Regions from separate parts of the Homo sapiens genome. Here region 1 is linked to region 2. A link is a contact called in ENCODE Hi-C or POLR2A ChIA-PET data. All regions are on one chromosome and are shown on one strand. The core of a region is the stretch at or near the end of the contact, and the rest is flanking DNA. Distances in the headings are between cores, read along the strand shown.

What was found. A loop is a pair of places that touch in the nucleus more often than their neighbours do. ChIA-PET counts read pairs that join two places held with the same protein, here RNA polymerase II (POLR2A). Pooled maps may share reads with other maps.
Region 1: a loop to region 2 is called in a pooled map, with 2.4 times the contacts of the local background. The contact joins two enhancer-like sites. A Hi-C loop is called at or near these places in 2 of 50 pooled maps. POLR2A ChIA-PET finds 5 or more read pairs at or near these places in 4 of 52 experiments (Caco-2, H1, OCI-LY7 and 1 more).

Annotation. Positions count from the first base shown.
Region 1 is chr3:52,370,918-52,375,176 of GRCh38, forward strand. It overlaps DNAH1 (dynein axonemal heavy chain 1), which reads left to right. Exons shown (of 78, transcript NM_015512.5): 42 at 1,029-1,169; 43 at 1,310-1,470; 44 at 1,979-2,136. It also overlaps the pseudogene PPP2R5CP. Among named protein-coding and RNA genes, the nearest start is that of BAP1, 37 kb to the right of the region's middle. RefSeq lists a silencer at 2,271-2,530. Within about 2 kb of position 2,355, at least 3 of the 41 ENCODE cell types and tissues checked have a DNase peak (open chromatin) inside an H3K27ac peak, as active enhancers do; they include OCI-LY7, where a contact is called at or near this core.
Region 2 is chr3:52,252,120-52,256,500 of GRCh38, forward strand. It overlaps WDR82 (WD repeat domain 82), which reads right to left. Exons shown (of 9, transcript NM_025222.4): 9 at 2,315-4,381. Among named protein-coding and RNA genes, the nearest start is that of PPM1M, 8.6 kb to the left of the region's middle. RefSeq lists an enhancer at 1,312-1,631. Within about 2 kb of position 1,297, at least 17 of the 41 ENCODE cell types and tissues checked have a DNase peak (open chromatin) inside an H3K27ac peak, as active enhancers do; they include OCI-LY7, where a contact is called at or near this core.

The DNA.
Region 1 (4,259 bases), core at 1,105-3,604, 120 kb after region 2:
ACATTGATGGCCACCAGGTCTCAGGCAGCGGTTATTTGCATCATCTCATGAATCCTCATGGCCCTGTAGAGTGGTTATTATTGTGCTTGTTTTCCAGATGTGGCAGAGCTGTACTTGAACCTAGGGCTGGGCTAAGAGGGGAGACATTCGAGTACCTCCCTTTCCAGCCATATGCACTGCCTCTTCCACATTGATGCGGAGCCCAGGGACTGGCCACCTCAGTTCCACTTAAAAGCCCCATTTTCCCAGAGACTGGGCTCCCGAGGGCTGGGGGGCAAGCTCTTGAAGCCTGCTTCAGTGTCCTCATCGCTACTATCAGCTAGCAAGGGCTCCATGAGCTCACCCTCATCCCAAGGTCAAGACCCCAGCCCAGGAGGACAGAGGTGGAAAGGCGTCTGCAGAGACCTGTCCATTACTGTGCAGCGTCCTGCTGGGGGCTCCCAGGGCACATTTGGGTCTAACGTTTAAGACTGTGCCCAGTGGGATGCATTGGTTTGGCCATAGTGATCCCCCCATCAGGGGACGTCTGCAAGCTGGGTCAGGGCTGCTGTGAGTGAAGGGATTTGTGCAGGCGGGGACAGTGTTGGGAAGACTGGACCTAGTGGCCTCTCAGCTTCCAGCTGACACCAGTGCCCATGGTTCTGGCCCCCACATTTCTCGGGTAGCCTGAAACTAAACAGAAAACCCCTTTGCATTCTGGGTTGTTCAATTCTCGGAGCTTCTCCTTTCTGCAGAGACTCAGGGCCTGGCAGTCCTTAGGGAGCCCCCAACCTGGGCAGGGAGAGCCCTCTTATGCAGTTGTGCTCAGAGTCCCCATTCTTGGCTGTTTGTGCTGGGAGTCCCCCTCCCCATGCAGAAAGCAGGGCACAGGACTTTCCATTTCCGCCGGAAGCAGCCCTGCACCTGGACCCGCTTGCCAAAGCCCAGCCGTGCAGCTCCTGGCCCTTCTGCACTTGGCCATGGGGCCGCAGCCAGGAGTGGGGCAGGGAGGGGTTCCAGGCCCACTGCTGAGCCACCTATGATTCCAGGTTGCCTGGGTGAAGTGGATGGACTCCTCAGCTCCATTCACCATGGTACCAGACACCAACTACTGCAACATCATTGTGCCCACCATGGACACCGTGCAGATGTCCCATTTACTGGACATGCTGCTCACCAACAAGAAGCCCGTGAGCACCCCCCCAGGCCCTGCCTCCACTGTCCCCAAGGCCTATATTGGGGGTTGACCAGCCTCCCACATGGATGCAGGGGCAGCTCCTCCTGTGCACCAGGCCCACCGCATGCTCCTGTGCCATCCCCGCTCTGCCAGGTGCTGTGCATTGGGCCAACAGGCACGGGGAAGACGCTCACCATCTCTGACAAGCTCCTCAAGAACCTGGCACTGGATTACATCAGCCACTTCCTCACCTTCTCAGCCCGCACTTCAGCCAACCAGACCCAGGACTTCATTGACAGCAAGCTGGACAAGAGGCAGGGCACCCCTCCCTCCTTCCTCACCCCTGCATCCTCCCAGCCTGGCCGATCCAGCTGCTGTCCCACCTCTCCACCAAATTATGCTCCTGGGTTTGCCAGGAACCTCCCAGGGGGAGCTGACAGCCCCCCAATGGGCCCAGGGTTCCCTCACAGACTGCTCCAGAGCCTTCCCTGTATCAAAAATTCCTACAAAGCCAGTCAGCGAGTGGGTGCTCGCCCTGGCTGTGCCCTTGGACAGGGCCCTGGGTCTGTCTGTGAGAAGCCTGTTGTCCATCTGCCTGGGAGGCGAGACTCACTTTGAGGGAGCTCAGACTCAGGTCAGCCTGTCCCAGCTGTCCCAGGACACTCAGAACAAGGATGAGGGTGGGTCAAGGCATCTAGCAATTTGGAGGAGGCTAAAATTTAGCAAGGGCTTCCCAGAGGCAAAGCTGCCACCCGTTCGCCCCTGGATTCTCAGAGGACCTGGTGCCTGTGGGTGCTGGGCTCACACAGCCCCTCCCCTCAGGCGGAAGGGTGTGTTTGGACCACCTCTGGGGCGCAACTTTATCTTCTTCATCGATGACCTGAACATGCCGGCCCTGGAGACCTACGGTGCACAGCCACCCATCGAGCTGTTGCGCCAGTGGATGGACCACGGCGGCTGGTACGACCGCAAGATCATTGGTGAGTGTGGCCGGCCTGGCTCACAGGGCAAGGGCTACGCGTGCTGTGCAGGGGCACAGGAGGCACAGCACTGAAGGCCTACAATACTTTAAGGCACCCACAAAAATGTTTTAATTTCTCTTAAAATTAAAGGGGAGGAGGGGGGCCGGCTGGGGGAGGGGCGGAGAGACGCCGCCGCCACGGCTGCCGCAGCCTCTGGAAGCCTGGAAAAGGGGAAGCGAGAGCAAGTGAATGTCTCAGTCCCCAGGTGGCGGTGGTGGCCGCGGGGGCGCGACGGCGGGGCGGGGGCGCTGCTGCTGCGGGGGCAGGAAGCGGCAAGGGCGGTGGCGGCCCGCTCCAGCCATGCCGAATAAAACAAGAAGGAGAAAGAATCACCAAAAGCAGGGAAGAGTGGAAAAAGTTCAAAAGAAGGACAAGACACAGTAGAATCAGAGCAAATTTCCGTCAGGAAAAACAGCCTTGTTGCTGTCCCGTCTACAGTGTCTGCTAAAATAAAAGTACCCGTCTCTCAGCCCATAGTGAAGAAAGACAAACAGCAAAATTCTTCAAGGTTTAGCGCAAGCAGTAATAGAGAACTTCAAAAACTACCATCCTTAAAAGATGTTCCTCCTGCTGATCAAAAGAAGTTTTTTATCCAGAAGTTATGTCAGTGTTGCGTCCTTTTTGACTTTGTTTCTGATCCACTAAGTGAACTAAAGTAGAAGGAATTAAAACGAGCTGCTTTAAGTGAAATGGTAGAATATATCACCCATAATTGGAATGTGATCACAGAGCCTGTTTACCCAGAAGTAGTCCATATGTTTGCAGTTAACATGTTTCGAATATTACCACCTTCCTCCAATCCTACGGGAGCAGAATTTGACTCAGAGGAAGATGAACCAACGTTAGAAGCAGGCTGGCTTCATCTACACTTATTTATGAATTTTTCTTAAGATTTTTAGAGTCTGCAGATTTCCAATCTAATATAGCGAAGAAATATATTGATCAGAAGTTTGTATTGCAGCTTTTAAAGCTCTTTGACAGTGAAGATCCTCAGGAGAGAGATTTTCTTAAAACCACCCTTCACAGAATCTATGGGAAATTCCTAGGCTTGAGAGCTTACATCAGAAAACAGATAAATAATATATTTTATAGGTTTATTTATGAAACAGAGCATCATAATGGCATAGCAGAGTTACTGGAAATATTGGGAAGTATAATTAATGGATTTGCCTTACCACTAAAAGAAGAACACAAGATTTTCTTATTGAAGGTGTTACTACCTTTGCACAAAGTGAAATCTCTTGAGTGTCTACCACCCCCAGCTGGCATACTGTGGAGTGCAGTTTTTAGAAAAGGACAGCACCCCCACAGAACCAGTGGTGATGACACTTCTCAAATGCTGGCCAAAGACTCACAGTCCAAAAGAAGTAATGTTCTTAAACAAATTAGAAGCGATTTTAGATGTCATTGAACCATCAGAATTTGTGAAGACCATGGAGCCCCTCTTCCGGCAGTTGGCCAAATGTGTCTCCAGCCCACACTTCCAGGTGGCAGAGCGAGCTCTCTATTACTGGAATAATGAATACATCATGAGTTTAATCAGTGACAATGCAGCGAAGATTCTGCCCATCATGTTTCCTTCCTTGTACCACAACTCAAAGACCCATTGGAACAAGATAATACATGGCTTGATATACAACGCCCTGAATCTGTTCATAGAGATGGAACAAAAGCTGTTTGATGACTGTACACAACAGTCCAAAGCAGAGAAACTAAAAGAGAAGCTAAAAATGGAAGTACGAGAAGAAGCATGGGTTAAAATAGAAAATCTAGCCAAAGCCAATCCCCAGGTACTAAAAACGAGAGTGACATGAAAACGTCCAGGGTTACTTGAAATGTTTTTATAAGATAGGACTATGTCTTCACCATGGGGGCGGGGGGTGGGGCTCGATTTCACTAACGTTGTATATGAAAATGTCTGCAATAAAAAGTACTTTTGAACTTTGTAAAAAAAAAAAAAGTTAAAGGAGAGGAGCATGAATTTTTAGGGCAAAGAAAAATTTTCCTGTGTAATATTGATGTATTTGTCTTTATTCCAGTACTGTTCTAAAGTATAATTTTGAATTTTTGTATGGAGAAGG
Region 2 (4,381 bases), core at 47-2,546:
TCAAAAATACAAAAAATTAGTAGGGCATGGTGATATATGCCTGTGGTCCCAGCTACTTGGAAGGCTGAGGTGGGAGGATCACCTGAACCCAGGAGGTGGAGGTTGCAGTGAGGGGAGATTGTGCCACTCCACTCCAGCCTGGACAACACAGTGAGACTCTGTCTCAAAACAAAACAAAACAAACAAAAAAATGGGGCCAGGCCTGGTGGCTCAGGTGTGTCATCCAGCACTTTGGGAGGCTGAGCAGGCAGATCACCTGAGGTCCGGAGTTTGAGACCAGCCTGACCAACATGTTGAAACCCTGTCTCTACTAAAAATACAAAATTAGCCAGGTGTGGTGGCACATGCCTGTAATCCCAGCTACTCGGGAGGCTGAGGCAGGAGAATCGCTTGAACCCGGGAGGCGGAGGTTGCAGTGAGCCAAGATCGCACCGTTGTACTCCAGCCTGGGCAATAAGAGCAAAACTGTCTCAAAAACAAAACAAAACAAAAACAGCCATGCTGTCAACTAGAACGTACCAAAGCTCAAGTGCTCAGGAAGTATCTATTGAATTACAAGGCAAACCACCTTCATGACCTCAGCTTTACTTGACCCTTCTCTGATTTACTCCTACTTTATAATTTAGGTGAATTCTCTCACCAGGCAACTGACAGCCCAAAATTGCAGCCAAGAAGAATATCCAACAGGTCGCAGAGCCAATGGTAAAACCTGTATAATTAACTCAACTGAGAGGCTCTCAGAACCCACCCCACCCCGGCTTTTTTTTTTTTTTTTTTGAGATGGAGCTTCACTCTTGTCGCCCAGGCTGGAGTGTAATGGTGCCATCTCAGCTCACTGCAACCTCTAGCCTCCTGGGTTCAAGTGATTCTCCTGCCTCAGCCTCCTGAACAGTTGGAATTACAGGCACACACCACCACACCCAATATTTTTAGTAGAGATGGGGTTTCATCATGTTGGCCAGCCTGGTCTCAAACTCCTGACCTCAGGTGATCCACCCACCTCGGTCTCCCAAAGTGCTGGGATTACAGGCGTGAGCCACTGCACCCAGCCTCAGACCCCCTTTCCTACCCATTAACTCTAGATTTCATTTCCTACACATTCTCCAGGGAAGACTGGAAAAACTGCATCAGATATTTCCCACTGCTATATTCCACAGTGCAGGACTTCAGGGTTGAACCTGTCCACAGCTAGGCCCTATGGTAGTCTTGCTAGGACTCCTCTAGCCAGGCAGCTTGAGTGCTGTCCTACCAGCCTGTAGGAGTGTCACTTCCTCTTTCCTCACCACAGCCTCCACTACCTCACCACTCCGCCTGAGCAAAAAAAAAAAAAAGGGTGGGCAGCATCCTGTGCCTGCTTCTCTTACCCACATCAACTGCTGAGCCAGCTCGCCCCCACAGCCTGCTTGCCTAGCTTGCTACCATGCCTGCTGTTGTTCCTCACGTCACAAGGCTGAATGAAGCCTGGGGGGTGGGTGAAGTAGGTCTTTCAGTTGCGAGCAGGACAGAGACCAGAGTGGCTGCTCTAAGGGCAGCCATGCTTACCTACTTGTTCATGTCTCCCAGCAGAGCTGAACACGGCAGCAGTCCTCCCACCAGGCCAGGAGGGGGTCTCTTCCTACGTACGTAGTGTCAGAAGAGCCTGTGCATGGCCTGTCACACACAAGCTAGGATGTTCCCTCCGCCACTGTTGCAGAGTCCCATGAGCAATGTGAAAATGTGGCAGGCCCAAGGTTTTCTTCTCTGGTCCAGAGAGGGCGAGGCAAGAGCAGGAAGCAGGTTCTACAGCTCTGAGAATGCTGAGCTAGAGCAGCAGCCTCCAGGCAAATGGGTTACCAAAGCAATTGCCTTCTGCCAGACTGGGTGCTGGGGCCTCAGAGAGACTCCAGTATTCTTGCCTTCCTGAAACCAGGGTCTAGCAGGACAAAACATATTCCAACTAGAGGTTGTCAATCTGGTGAAGGGTTGAGTAAACAGTAGAGGATGCAAGGCAGCCTGAGGTAAGTGCCAGACAGTCTCCGAAGATTCAGGCTGGCTCAGGCTTGCCTTGCCCCGTCAGTCATTGCTGGCTCTATGGCTATTACAGCCTGGGGTTGAAGGCTGGTTCTAGGGGTTCCTCCCACCAGCCCATAAATCTTAGTTACCAAGGGGCAGTCAGAGGCAGTCCCAGGGAGCCCAGCAATCCGTCTACACAGCATTACAGCAAGCTGCAGTGTGAGCCAGAACTAACAGGAGACAACCCAAGCCTCCCTCCAGCTCTGGGAACCAGGCAAACCATGCTACAGAAACTCAAATCGAAGAGGCTGCAGCCATAAAATTCTGTTTAAGACTGTAACATGGAAAAAATGTTTATACGTTAAGTACAAAAGGGACATAAAATTGTATATACAGAATAACGACTATGTAAACACACCAAAAATCTATGCACAGAAATGTCTAGGGGGAACATTTAACACCAAAAGATTAACAGTGGTAGCATTTGGGTGGCAAACTTGATTCTTTCTAAAATTCCCATATTTTCCTTAATAAGCAGTAATTATAATTACAACGGGAAATAATTTCTTTAAGTACCCAGTGCAGTGTCACTGTCAAATAAACATCAGTGGCTTTGGCCCCAATTCTTAAGGTGGCAAACGCCGCTGCCCCACTCCCCACCCATCCCCAATAGGGCTTGAGCACCTGTAGCCCTGCTGAGCACGTCTGTGCAGCCCCAGCCCTCAGCATCTCTTCCACTCGCTTCCAGCTATATCTTTTCCCTTTCCTTCTTAATTCAGGAGGCAGCTTTGCAACCACAGGGCCCAACGATAGAGACTGTGAGGTGGCATTTTTTTTTTTTTTTTTTTGAGACGGAGTTTTGCTGTTGTTGCCCAGGCCGGAGTGCAATGGCACGATCTCAACTCACCGCAACCTCCGCCTCCTGGGTTCAAGCAATTCTCCTGCCTCAGCCTCCCAAGTAGCTGAGATTATAGGCGCATGCCACCACGCCCGGCTAATTTTGTATTTTTAGTAGAGATGGGGTTTCTCCATGTTGGTCAGGCTGGTCTCAAACTCCCGACCTCCGGTGATCCGCCCGCCTCGGCCTCCCAAAGTGCTGGGATTACAGGTGTGAGCCACCGCGCCCAGCCTTGAGGTGGCATGTTTTCAAAGAACATGGTGCTCAGTTTTGGACACACAGGAACTCAAATACAATCATTTTCCTGCTGCTAAGTAATGCTTGGTGGCTGCTCTGGTTGCAGATATGTGAAGTTAGGTAGCCTTTCCTGTTAACCCATGGTTCCAAGCACTCTCTCTTAACAATCATTCCTACTGTGAATTTTCTACCCGGAAAAGCCAGGGGTGGGCAATAACAATTAAGATCATTTGGTTTCTAAAAGTTCTTCCTCTCTGGGAAAGCAGAACTATACAGTGGGTGGCATCCTGCAGATTCTAGTCTACATTTGGGAAAGGTGTACGCCTCTTGCACTTTCAGAGGAACAAGTCAAAAAGTAATTGCTTAAAAAAAAAAAGTGCTAGCAATTCACAGCCTATTCCTGCCCGCTGAACAGAAATTGTGATGCCTTGATTTACCCCCTAGCAGCTACATATTCTTGAGCAAGTCATAACCCTATTGTGCCTCAGTTTCTGGATCTGCAAGGAGTGTTGCCTGCATAAATGTTTGTTTAGGAACTTAGTAAAATGACATACTCCTCTCTCTGCTCTAAGAAGGCCATGAGCCAGCTGCAGCTCATCTCACTCAGCCTGGGCCTGACCAGAGTCCTTTCCTCTTCCAAGAGAAAGCAAGGAAAAGCAGCAAGCAAGCAGACATACCAGGTCAACAGGAGTGATCTATCATTGGCAACGAGGCCTCAAACAAACTGCAAATGCTCTGGCTTCAGCACCTTATCCCCAAATGCCACAAACCAGACATGGAAGCCATGCAAGAGTGACTATCACACACACACACAGGCACAGACAGAGTACCACCAAGCAAAAAGGGGGCTAATACTGCAGAGATGGCCCCAAAGTGCAGCTTGAGGAACACAGCAAGTCATCCCAAGACCCTCACTTAGCTGCCAAAGAAACAGCAAACACTATCAGCTTTGCTTCAGTCTTCTGAAATGAAAATATTAATAAGGAAGACTCACTAATACTTGTGGCAAACACTATTAGCAGGGATGCAGGGTGTCTCCTGGGCTGCAGGACTCCATCTGCTTCAGCTGAACTCTTGGAAACTACAGATGAGAGATATATGCATACGCACACACATATATGCGTATCTGTATGCACACAGATGTATTTAAATGAAGGTGCATACACTGTGCTAAAATACAAACAACAGAAATCAAAGGTCATATATAAAAACGCTAAATATGACATATAACACAGGCCTAGAACCAGCTCTTGG